Linked DNA regions of Homo sapiens: region 2 is linked to region 1. Evidence: chromatin loops called from intact Hi-C (ENCODE). Cell type or tissue: dorsolateral prefrontal cortex. All regions are shown on one strand.

Evidence for each region. A loop is a pair of places that touch in the nucleus more often than their neighbours do. Peaks named below come from ENCODE experiments on the same cell type or tissue, not always from the same donor. Only the 100,000 strongest peaks of a DNase experiment are listed, where the experiment ranks them.
Region 2: a loop joins it to region 1, with 3 times the contacts of the local background. A loop is called at or near these places in 5 of 110 quality-filtered maps.

Annotation. Positions count from the first base shown.
Region 1 is chr16:1,052,994-1,057,993 of GRCh38, reverse strand. No RefSeq gene overlaps it. Among named protein-coding and RNA genes, the nearest start is that of SSTR5, 17 kb to the left of the region's middle. RefSeq lists a silencer at 252-431. In dorsolateral prefrontal cortex, CTCF peaks have their summits at 338 (motif pointing left) and 2,710 (motif pointing right); DNase peaks (open chromatin) are centred at 333, 2,733, 3,190 and 4,595; H3K27ac peaks cover 1,930 bases; H3K27me3 peaks cover 869 bases.
Region 2 is chr16:874,953-879,952 of GRCh38, reverse strand. It overlaps LMF1 (lipase maturation factor 1), which reads left to right. Exons shown (of 11, transcript NM_022773.4): 6 at 216-383. Among named protein-coding and RNA genes, the nearest start is that of LMF1-AS1, 44 kb to the left of the region's middle. In dorsolateral prefrontal cortex, no CTCF peak of the experiment used is centred here; no DNase peak of the experiment used is centred here.

The DNA of each region.
Region 1 (5,000 bases):
CTGCCCGGACCCTGTCGGGGGAATTAAACAGGGGGATGGGGCGTGGGGCAGAAGGGACAGCAGCAGGGGCTTAGGGCCACCTCAGAAAGTGGGGGCTCCTGGAGGGGACCAGCCTCCCTGCCACCTGGCGGGTGACACCGGGGTCCCCAGGCACAGGCCGCCCACTGCCCAGCGCCGGACTCCCCAGCTCCACCACACCTGGTTCTCTCCCCGACCAGGCCCCGACCCTGGGGACCCTCGAGGAGGGGCCTGGACACGCCGGGGGGGGGGTTGCAGCAGCCCCCACCGGACGGTCCCTGCGTTTGAACCGCGGTGTCGGGACCGCCGGCTTCTGGCGCCCTCTGGTGGGCACAGTGGGCCCTGCGTGAGGTCGGGCTTGGTGGGCGGCTCTGAGGCTGGAGCTCAGTGACAGCCACAGTGGGTCCTGAACTGGGGCTGGGGCAGAGGCAGCGAGAGCCGGGGTCCCTGTGTCCCACGGCCTGGCAGGGACCCGCTCCCAGCAGCTCTGTTGTGCGGCCTTGGCTGGTCAGTCAGCCCCTCTGAGCCTGGTGTCCCCGGCAATACGGGGTCACAATGACGTCCCCTGCCCACTCTGCCAGGCATTTCCAGGAAAGCCCTGCCGTGGGCCCGTTCCCAGGCCTGAATCTGTTCCTCGGGGACCTCTGGATTGGCAGGCCCTGCCCTGGTGCTCCTGACAGCCCTGCCCAGGCCAATCCTTCTTTGGGGATGGGTACTGTCAGCCTCACGGGCCCTCAGTGATAGGGACAGGAGACAGAAATTCTAGGTAGAAAAAGATGGGGTTCCTGAGGAACCCCACCCTCAAGCCTGGAAGCATAGCCCTGAGTGAGAACACGCATTCCAGTTTCCCTGCTCCAATGCTGCCTTTTCCAAAACCACCACTGCCTCGCCCCACCCCCATCCTGTACCCATAAAAACTCCTGACCTTATTGGCAGAGAACAGAGCAGGCAAGGAGAGGAGAAGCAGCTGGCCATCGGAGATGGCAGTTTGACATCAGAGAGGAGCAGCGTGACCTCAGAGGGACAGCTGGACAGCAGGACTTTGGAGAAGAGTCTGGTAGAGACGGCAGGACTTCAGGGGACTATCACCTTCCCCCTCCACCCCCTCTCCAGCTCCCCCTCCCACTGAGAGCCTCTTCCACCACCTTCCCCCTCCACCCCCTCTCCAGCTCCCGCTCCCTGTGAGAGCCTCGTCCATCACCTTCCCCCTCCACCCCCTCTCCAGCTCCCCTCCCTCTGACAGCCTCTTCCATCACCTTCCCCCTCCACCCCCTCTCCAGCTCCCCCTCCCTCTGAGAGCCTCTTCCATCACCTTCCCCCTCCACCCCCTCTCCAGCTCTCCCTCCCTCTGAGAGCCTCTTCCATCACCTTCCCCCTCCACCCCCCTTTCCAGGTCCCCCTCCCTCCATCGGCCATAAAATCCCTTGCATTTACTATCCTTCAATTTCTTCATGCAACCTGATATTTCCTGGATGCTGGACAAGAGCTTGGGATACAGAAAGCTGTCACACTGACCCTCTGCCCTCGAGAAAAGGCAGAGGGTCCACTGAGCTGTTAAACACTCCAGACATCCTTGGACAGCAAAGCTAAAAGCACTGTAACACACACCCTCTGAGGCTTCACGGGTCACAGGCACTGCCCTAGACACTGCCACAGGACTGCACGGAGTTCTGCTCCTGCTGTGCCCAGAAGTGTTCACTCCAGCTCCTGCACCCGCCCACCTGCGTGCTCCTGCTGCCTCGAGGGGTTGAGAGCTCTGGGCTAAGCAAGATACCGCTGTCACCAGGCCCACAAAGGGGTCAAGGAAAATTTCTTGTTTCATTGGGGTGTGCGTGGCATGGACGGGAGAGGAGGGGCAACACAGGGCTGCCTTTACCAGGTCACTCCCCTTTCTGCCCTTGGGGACCTGCCTCAGTGCCGCCCCCCAGGTAGATGGGTTTGGGGCCAGGGACCCCCCCAAAGCAGGCAACCCTCAGCTCGGCCACCCTCTGACCTTGGGTCCCATGGCCGGGCTCTCAGGTAGGGCCTGGCCACCCAAAAGCAGCCCCAGCACCCCAACCAACCCTCACCCCACAAGGCCACAGTCCCTACAGCAGCCCCAGCACGTCCCGGCCCGCTGTCCCCTGAGCACCCCTGACAAACCCTCGTCCTGCAAGACCACAGTCCCTACGGCAGCCCTGCCCATTCCTTCCCGGCCTGGAGCTTAGGGTTCCTGCAACAGGCTGGGGCCTATGGAGAGTGGCTTGCACCTGGTGTGCTGGGGTGTGGCTGTTAACACCTGGGGCGCAGCCTCACCAAAGCAGGGTGTTCGCAGTGGCTCTTATACCACCACGGGGCGGGCCTCCCTGAGGCCCCTCTGCTCCATCTCCCTTTGTCCCCAGAAGCGCTGAGCCCGAGCGCCCTGGGGTCCTGCTCTGAACACACTGTGTGCCCTTCCCTCCCCAGCTGGCCCTCAGAGACCCTTGGCAGGGCCTGATTTTCAGGACCACGGCCGCAAGCAACCTCCTGGCCCCCTCCTCCCCTTCAGCTCTGCAAACCAGCTCCCTGACCAAGGAGACTTTCAGAACTGCCCTCTGATCCTGCAATCTGAGAGGACCACACCACCGTGCAGCCCCCACCCCGGGCCTCGGCTCCCTGAGCCCCAGGACCCCGCATCAGGGCCTGAAGAATCAGGCGGAGCACGGCCGGCGCTGGCCACTGGGGGGCACACGTGCAGTTCTCAAGGCTCCCAGCAGCGCCGGTGTCCGGCGTCCAGTCCTGCCAGGCTCAGGCCCGAGGACAGGGGTTGGGGGTTCTATGTGGGGCTCCTCCTGCCCTGTGGCGAGGGCTTTCTCATGCCAAGATTGAAACCCCTGGTTTCCAGGCTAAGACCTAGGGCCCAGAACCAGCCCAGCTGACCTTCCTGGCCTGGCTGCAGGGCCCAGGGAAGCTGGACCCTGGGGGTGGGACTGGGACCCTCCCGCCTCCCCCAGCCCCACCCACTCTCTGCTGGCTTTGCTGCCGGCGAGTGGCCAGCCCGGCCGCCCCACACCCTCCAGCAGCTGGTGGGCGACCCTCCCGGCAGCAGGACTTGCCTGGCTGGGCCGGCCACACCTGCTGCAGCAGCTGGCTCAAAATCCCCAAATCCTGGCAAGCTGCCCGCCTGGCCCCGCACCGGCCAGGCCAGCGCATCCTTGGCCCGTAGGGTCTGCCTGTCCTTTGCTGAACCGGCTGTTGGGGACCGTGGCCAGGTGGGCAGGCGGACAGCACCCCAGCCTGGAGACACCAGGGCTGCTCACACGCCAGGCTGCACTGTCTCAGCCCTTTGTGTGTGTGGGTGGGGGTGGTACCCCGCCTGGGCTCTGCTGGAGCAATTCAGATGAGAGTCTGTAGGCTTTTCAGGAGAAAGAAAAACAGAGACATGGGTGCTGGGGTCTGACCCTCACCCCACCTCCTCGGGCAGGGGAGAAAGCAGGGTGTCATTCTTCTGAGGGCAGGCGGCCGCTGGACAGGCCCAGCCCCCCTGCCCCGGCCAGCCTGCCCCAGGCCCGTCAACCCCCTCAGTGTCCATCTCCGGCTCATCCTCACTGGGACCCTCGGGCCAGTGGCAGCCTGGGTAGGCCAGGAGGGTGTGCAGGCCAGGAGGGTGTGCAGGCCAGGAGGGTGTGCAGGCCAGGAGGGTGGGCAGCACCAGGAGGGTGGGCAGGACCAGGAGGAGCGGGGCTCAGCTGCCACAGGGGCCCTCCAAGCCGTCACCCAACCCTGGCCTGAGTTTGCCACTTGATACCTGGCCACTTGGCTGCTCCCAGGCCTTGGGGGAGGCCGGGTCCCCGGCTGCCGGATGCTGGGAGTCAGAGCCCCAGGAGCAGAGAGGCGGTGGTCGCCGCCCATCCAGGGCCTAGGTGGGGGTGCTGCCAAGGCAGGTGGCGAAACCGCAGCCAGTGCTTCCCCCCGTGGGTGCTCGCTTATCCCCGCCCCCCGGCATTTGCTGAGCACCTACTGTGTGCTGCCGGTCCCTCCGTGCTGAGACAGACCCAGCAAGGGGCCTGCGGAAACTGCCTTGTGCCCAGCACGTGGCTCCTCCCTGGCCCCCCACTGTCTGCGTGCGGGGGCTCCCCAAGCATGCACCCTCCTGGGACCCTGCCCTGCCCAGTCTGCACCTGCTGGGTGCAGGTGGGGCCCCTTGCTCTGCCTGGGGTCAGTGGGAGGGGCTGGGGTGGCTGTGGTCACTAAGCAGGTATTCTGAGGGGAGAGCCTGGGCAGCATCAGATGGTGACATCCTGGGGTCAGCGTCCTGCACTCAGCAAGACAGCAGCCCCTGCGGAGTGCTGAGTGGACAGAGGTGGGGGCTGGCTCGTCCTGTGCCCAAGGCTGGGTGGGAGAGCACTGCAGCCCCGGCCCACCCCAGCTGCCCACCCCAGCCTGGTGCCCACCCCCTGAAAGTCCCCCCTGCTGGCATCTGTAGCCGAGGTAACTGATCCCTGGTGGGGGCCGGGCTGGCCTGGGCTCTGGTCTCTCTTGGCTCCCGAGCCTCCGGCCCAGCTGTTGCTGAGGAGGCTGCGTCTGTCCTCGGGGCCAACAGCTGCAGGCCCGGAAGCGCCCCCCTCCCACATCCCCCAGAGCAGGTGTGTCCCCCACAGCCCAACCCAGCCTGCCAAGGATGGGTCCCAGGGATACGGGGGCCTCCTGCCCTTCTCTGCTCAACTTTTCGGGGCCTGGGCTGGGACTGCTGTTGGAGTCCTCAGTCCTGTGGGTAGCAGACGCCAAGTCCCTGGTGGCCAGCCTGTGGCCAAGTGGGCTGAGCACTCACTGCAGCCCCGACCAAGAGCAGCTGTGCCCCTCAGCCACGCTCACCAGACCCAAAGTGCACGGCCGGGCACACACCCTTCCACCTGCCCCACTGTCCAGGCTCGGCGGGGGCCTCCCCGATGCCACTCCCCTCCCTCCAGGCTCCGACACCCACACTGTCCTCACTGACCTGAGAGCCTGTGTCACAGTGTCCC
Region 2 (5,000 bases), 180 kb after region 1:
AAATGAACACTTTGCTTTTGCTTCAAAAGCTCCCTGAATGTCTCTTGGCCCCTCTTAGCGTGGCAGGTGGGCTCCACGTGTGCAGGGCCAGGCGGGCCGGGGGGATCCTGTGTGCAGTAGGAGCCGGGGTCAGGGGGCCAGGGACCCACAAGCCTCTCCCTAGCCCCGCCCCCCGAGATCGGCCAGGCACCTCACGGCCCCTCCTGTCCCTGCAGACCCAGCCGATGCCCAATCCTGTGGCGTACTACCTGCACCACTCACCCTGGTGGTTCCATCGCTTCGAGACGCTCAGCAACCACTTCATCGAGCTCCTGGTGCCCTTCTTCCTCTTCCTCGGCCGGCGGGCGTGCATCATCCACGGGGTGCTGCAGATCCTGTTCCAGGTGAGCCCGCGCCGCCCGCCCTGCCCCGTGTCCACAGAGACGCTGGCCCGTCGCCCTATTTCTGGCTGCCCCGCTCTCTGGGAGGACCCTGGGGCATTACAGGCCCCCTTTCTTGGGGACAGCCTGTCCTCCCCAGCCTTCGTTTGTGTCACGGGCCCCACTGCAGCCCTGTCCCGGGCTGCAGGCTGAGGGTCTCCTTCCCAGGCTTCCTCCAAGGACTGGCTCCTCCCAAGAGCGTTTCCTGCAGCTGCGAGAGGCCCGGCCATGTCCTGGGCTCGGCAGTGGGACGGGGTCAGCACGCCAAGGCCCTGTGTGGACACCCCCACATTCCTGGGATCCACTCCTAAGATTCTTCCATTCTAGAGGTTTCCTTTCAAGTGTTCATGTCAGTCCACGGGGAACCAGGGTCTGAGAGAGGCCAGGGTCATTTGCCTCCATGTGGGTGAGGGGCTGCCTCCCCCAGCCCCCGGAACCCCGGGTACCCCCTAACGCCCCGTCCTGCCCACAGTCACCGCCATCCCTGCCCCACAAGCCCCCTGCATTGAGGGCGCCTCGAAGGACAGAGCACCCCCACGCTGCCTCCAGGGGGGCTGGGCCAGTCCCGAGCCTTTGCTTTTCCCTGTAAACGCTACATTCCGACTGTCAATTCCCAAGGAAAATGTGGTGGGGATTTTAAAGGTGGTTCTCTCTCTCGATTGTTTCAATGGAGGTGTAACATACAGCCAGGAAAATGCACAGGTCCAGGTGGCGTTCCACGTGCTCTGGAAAACAGATGTACCTGGGTGTCCCACGCCCCTTCCCCTGCCCTGCCCGCCCCTGCCCCCGCCCTTCCCCTGCCCTGCCCACCCCTGCCAGAGCACCGCCGCCTAGAGGGGCAAAGCTCCGTCAGCAGGCACGGGTGCCACGCCACGTTGGTGCACGTGGGGGCGCCCATGGTTGTTGGCCGGGTCCTGTTTCACGGTGCGTGCCTGCGGTCGGTTCACCCGTCCCGTCTGTGCACGTGTGGTAGTTTCTGGTTTTCACCACAGCCTGCCGTGCAGAGGTGCAATCTCGTCATCCTGTGGATGTATTTTCAAGGGCGCTACTGTATCGTGAGCAGGCCTGTGATTCACCTTACTGGAAGCTGCACGTGTCCAGGGTGGCTGTGCTGTTCTTGACCCCTCCCCCCAGCAAGGACCCTCACTCTGGCCGCCGGGGCCCTGAGCAGCTCCTGACTCCCTCGGGCTTTTCCGCGTTAGCTGCTTGGAGGCTGGCACCGGTGCCCATCAGGTGATTTCCCTGTGGGCATCGATGTCGCCGTGAATCTAAGTGGGAAGAACGGACTTGCTCACAGATCGTCCCCCAGCCAGGACCGCACGTTTCTCTCTGCAGCTGCTCAGGGCTCCTGGAATAGCTTCAGTCGGTTCCATGTAGCCGGACCCCACGCGTGTTTGGGGGCTCCTGGAATAGCTTCAGTGGATTCCATGTGGCTGGACCCCACGCGCGTCTGGGGGCTCCTGGAATAGCTTCAGTCGGTTCCGTGTAGCCAGACCCCATGTGTGTTTGGGGGCTCCTGGAATAGCTTCAGTGGATTCTGTGTAGCCAGACCCCACGCGCGTTTGTAGGCTGCAGCTCTGAGGTGACTTCTTTTTGTTGATGTTGTAAATGGTGCCCTTTTAAGTCACACTTCCTCCTCTTGGTGGCTAAGTGTGGGACTCTGGTGACCTTGACCTTTCTCAGACAACCTCTGCACTGGTACTTCCCCGTCTGTCTGCGGGTCCCTCAGAGACGCGTCCTGTGGGTGATCTAGGGATTCTGCCGGTTCTACGTCCATCCCTTTCTCCCCTGCTGGGCGGGCTCGAGTGCTGTCCTGGGTCTGGGGTCCCACAGCAGGGAGGGCCCGCCACCCCGCGCACTGCCTCTCACGATGCCGGCTGTGGGTTGTTTTCGTGGCTGCTTTTATTCACTTCTCCTTTGTGGGTTTTTAGCCATGAATGGATGTTGAGTTGTGGCGTTTCTCCATCAGTCACGAGATGACTTGTTGTTTCGTCTGTAACGTGGCGAGTTACATTAATGCTGTGGATGCTGAAGCAAGTTCACATTCCCAGAACATCTGAGCCTCTTCCTCTGCGGGAGTCTGGAAAGCAGAGGTGACCGTCCCTCACACCTGGCAGTGCTCCTGCATGAGGCCACCTGCGCCGCCAGGGTCTCTGTGACTGATCACCCTTGCGGGCCGTAGGACACGCAGAGTTTCCATTCCTTCTTGACTTGAGGCAGTTTTTGTGGTGAACATTTCCCTGGGAATTTGTTCATCTGTTTTCAAATCTTTTGGCAAAAAAAGTCATAGTATTATCTTAGTTTTATAGCCTCTCAAGTAGCCGGGACTACAGGTGCCACCACGCCGAGCTATTTTTCATTTTTTGTAGAGCTGGGGGTCTCGCTATGTTGCCCAGTCTGGTTTTGAACTCCAGGGCTCGAGCACTCCTCCTGCCTGACCTCCTAAAGTGCCGTGACTGCAGGTGTGCGCCCGGCCTCAAGGCCTGTGTCCTCACCGACACGCATCTCCTGAGACAGCGGGGAGCAAGGTCATGCTTAGGGTCAGCGTGGCCGTCTTTCTCTTTTAAGTAACAGGCCCGTATATCTCAACTGACATATTTGGACGTATTTCCACATCTTTGTGTTTTTCTCTTTGTTCTTTGTATCTTTCTCTCTCGTTTTTTTCTGTTATTTTCCCTCCTCTAATGGATAAGGAAGATCCTCTGTTTCCTCAGTGGTTATCAATCAATCAGCCATGTTAACTTACTGAAGGTCTCAGTTTGGGCAGCATCTTTGCCACCATGACCCCCCGAGGTCCTCAGCCCGCCCAGCCCGCCTCTGTCCAAGGTCCTCAGCCCACCCAGCCTGCCTCTGTCCGCCCCAAGCCACTTGCGTCCTTTGCTCCAGTGTTTCAGCTCTGTTTCGTTTTATTAATTGACTTATTTTAGAACACTTTTAGATTTTCGGAAAAACTGTGCAGAGACTACAAAGGTTCCCTTATCCCCCCCTCCCAGTTTCCCTGCGCTCAGCGTCTTGCATCGGCCAGGACCTTGTATAGTTGATAGGCAGGACTGATAAACTGTTGCCAACTAAAGTCCCGGCTGACAGGAGAGCCATTCGCAGTGTTGCTCATTCTGTGAGCTCCGACAAACGGACGACGACACGTGTCCCCATCACAGCTTCATGCAGAGTCGCTTGTGGCCCTGGAAGTTCTCTGTGCCCCGCCGACCCTCCGTCTCCACGGTACTGCCTCTTCCGGACATCCTAGAGTGGGAAGCATTGTGCAGCCTTTGCGGACTGGCTTCCTGCCCTCCGCGGCCGCGCGTGGGCTCCTGCACCTCCTGCAGGCTCCACTGCTTGTTTCTCTTCGGTTCCGAGACGCCCGTGGTCCGCACGTGCCCCGGTTTGTTTCTCCACTCAGCCTCTGAAGGGCAACAGACGGAGCCCCGGGCACATGTGCTTCCCACAGGGCGCACAAGGAGGGTTGTGCTGAGCACAGGCGTGGGGCCAGGGCCGGCTGTGCCAGCCCCGGGTCCCACTGCCACCCAGGGAGGGGTGTCCAGCCTGAATGGAGGGGTGTGTTCCAGGATTCCTGACCTGGGTGGGGCCACACACACGGGTGACTCCTGAGCCGTCTTCAGCCATGCGGTCCTGGGGTCCCAGCTGCTGGAGGAGGGCCGGGCTGGAGACTCCCGGGAGTCACCCCGACCCCACACACCTCCTGCGTGGGCTGTGCTGCCCCAGGGTCCCGCCTGCCCCTGCCGGTGGAGAACACAGAGATGCCCACGCCAGGCTCGGGTCTGGTTCCGAGGCCGGTCCAAGGGCACCCCTGGACACACAGCCCAGGCAGGGGTGTTGGTCTGCTTGGCTCCGTGGCTGCCTGGCAGTGGGGAGTGCTCAGGATCCCACCTCCCGCTTCCATGGCCCGTGTACCCTGTAGCGTCCCTCCCTCAGGCTGTGCTGGCCAGTTCCACCACTGCCCCTCTCCCGATAAGCTGATGCTGCCTGGGAGAAGCTCTCATGAAAAGCAAGGTGCTGAGTTACTTAAGTAAATGGAGAAAGTGGGAGTCACTTGAGGGCTGAGCTACCGTGACATGGAATGGGGAGGTGACCCTTGAACCAGAGGCCTCAAAAACGTCCTTGTTTATTCAGAACGCAGGAACCTGGCCAGGGGGTTAGATGAGAATTGGACCAACGGGCCCTGGTGCAGGCAGACAGGGACCCTCCCAAGCATGACGGCCAGGCTGCGGGTTCCCTTAGTGCCGGTGCTGGCCCCGTTTTGGAGTCCGCTGCCTGGTGGGGTGAGTGGCGGTGGACAGTGGGGATGCTGAAAGGGGAGGGGACAGAGCTGGGCCTCACTGCACCTGGGACTGTGAGCACCACCCTCAAAGACCCGGCACAGGCAGCGCCTCCCTTCCAGGCCTCGGAGGTCAGGCTGCGTCATCCTCTCCAGCCCCACACTGTGTCCAGGACGAGGTGGAAGCACCAGGGTCGTGGCTGTGCTCTGCGGCGTGGCCTGGCGTCCCCCCTTGGAAGACAAGATGGTCGGCCGGCAGTCCCGGCTGCGATGTATCCTGCCCCCTCACAGGCAGTGTGGGGTCT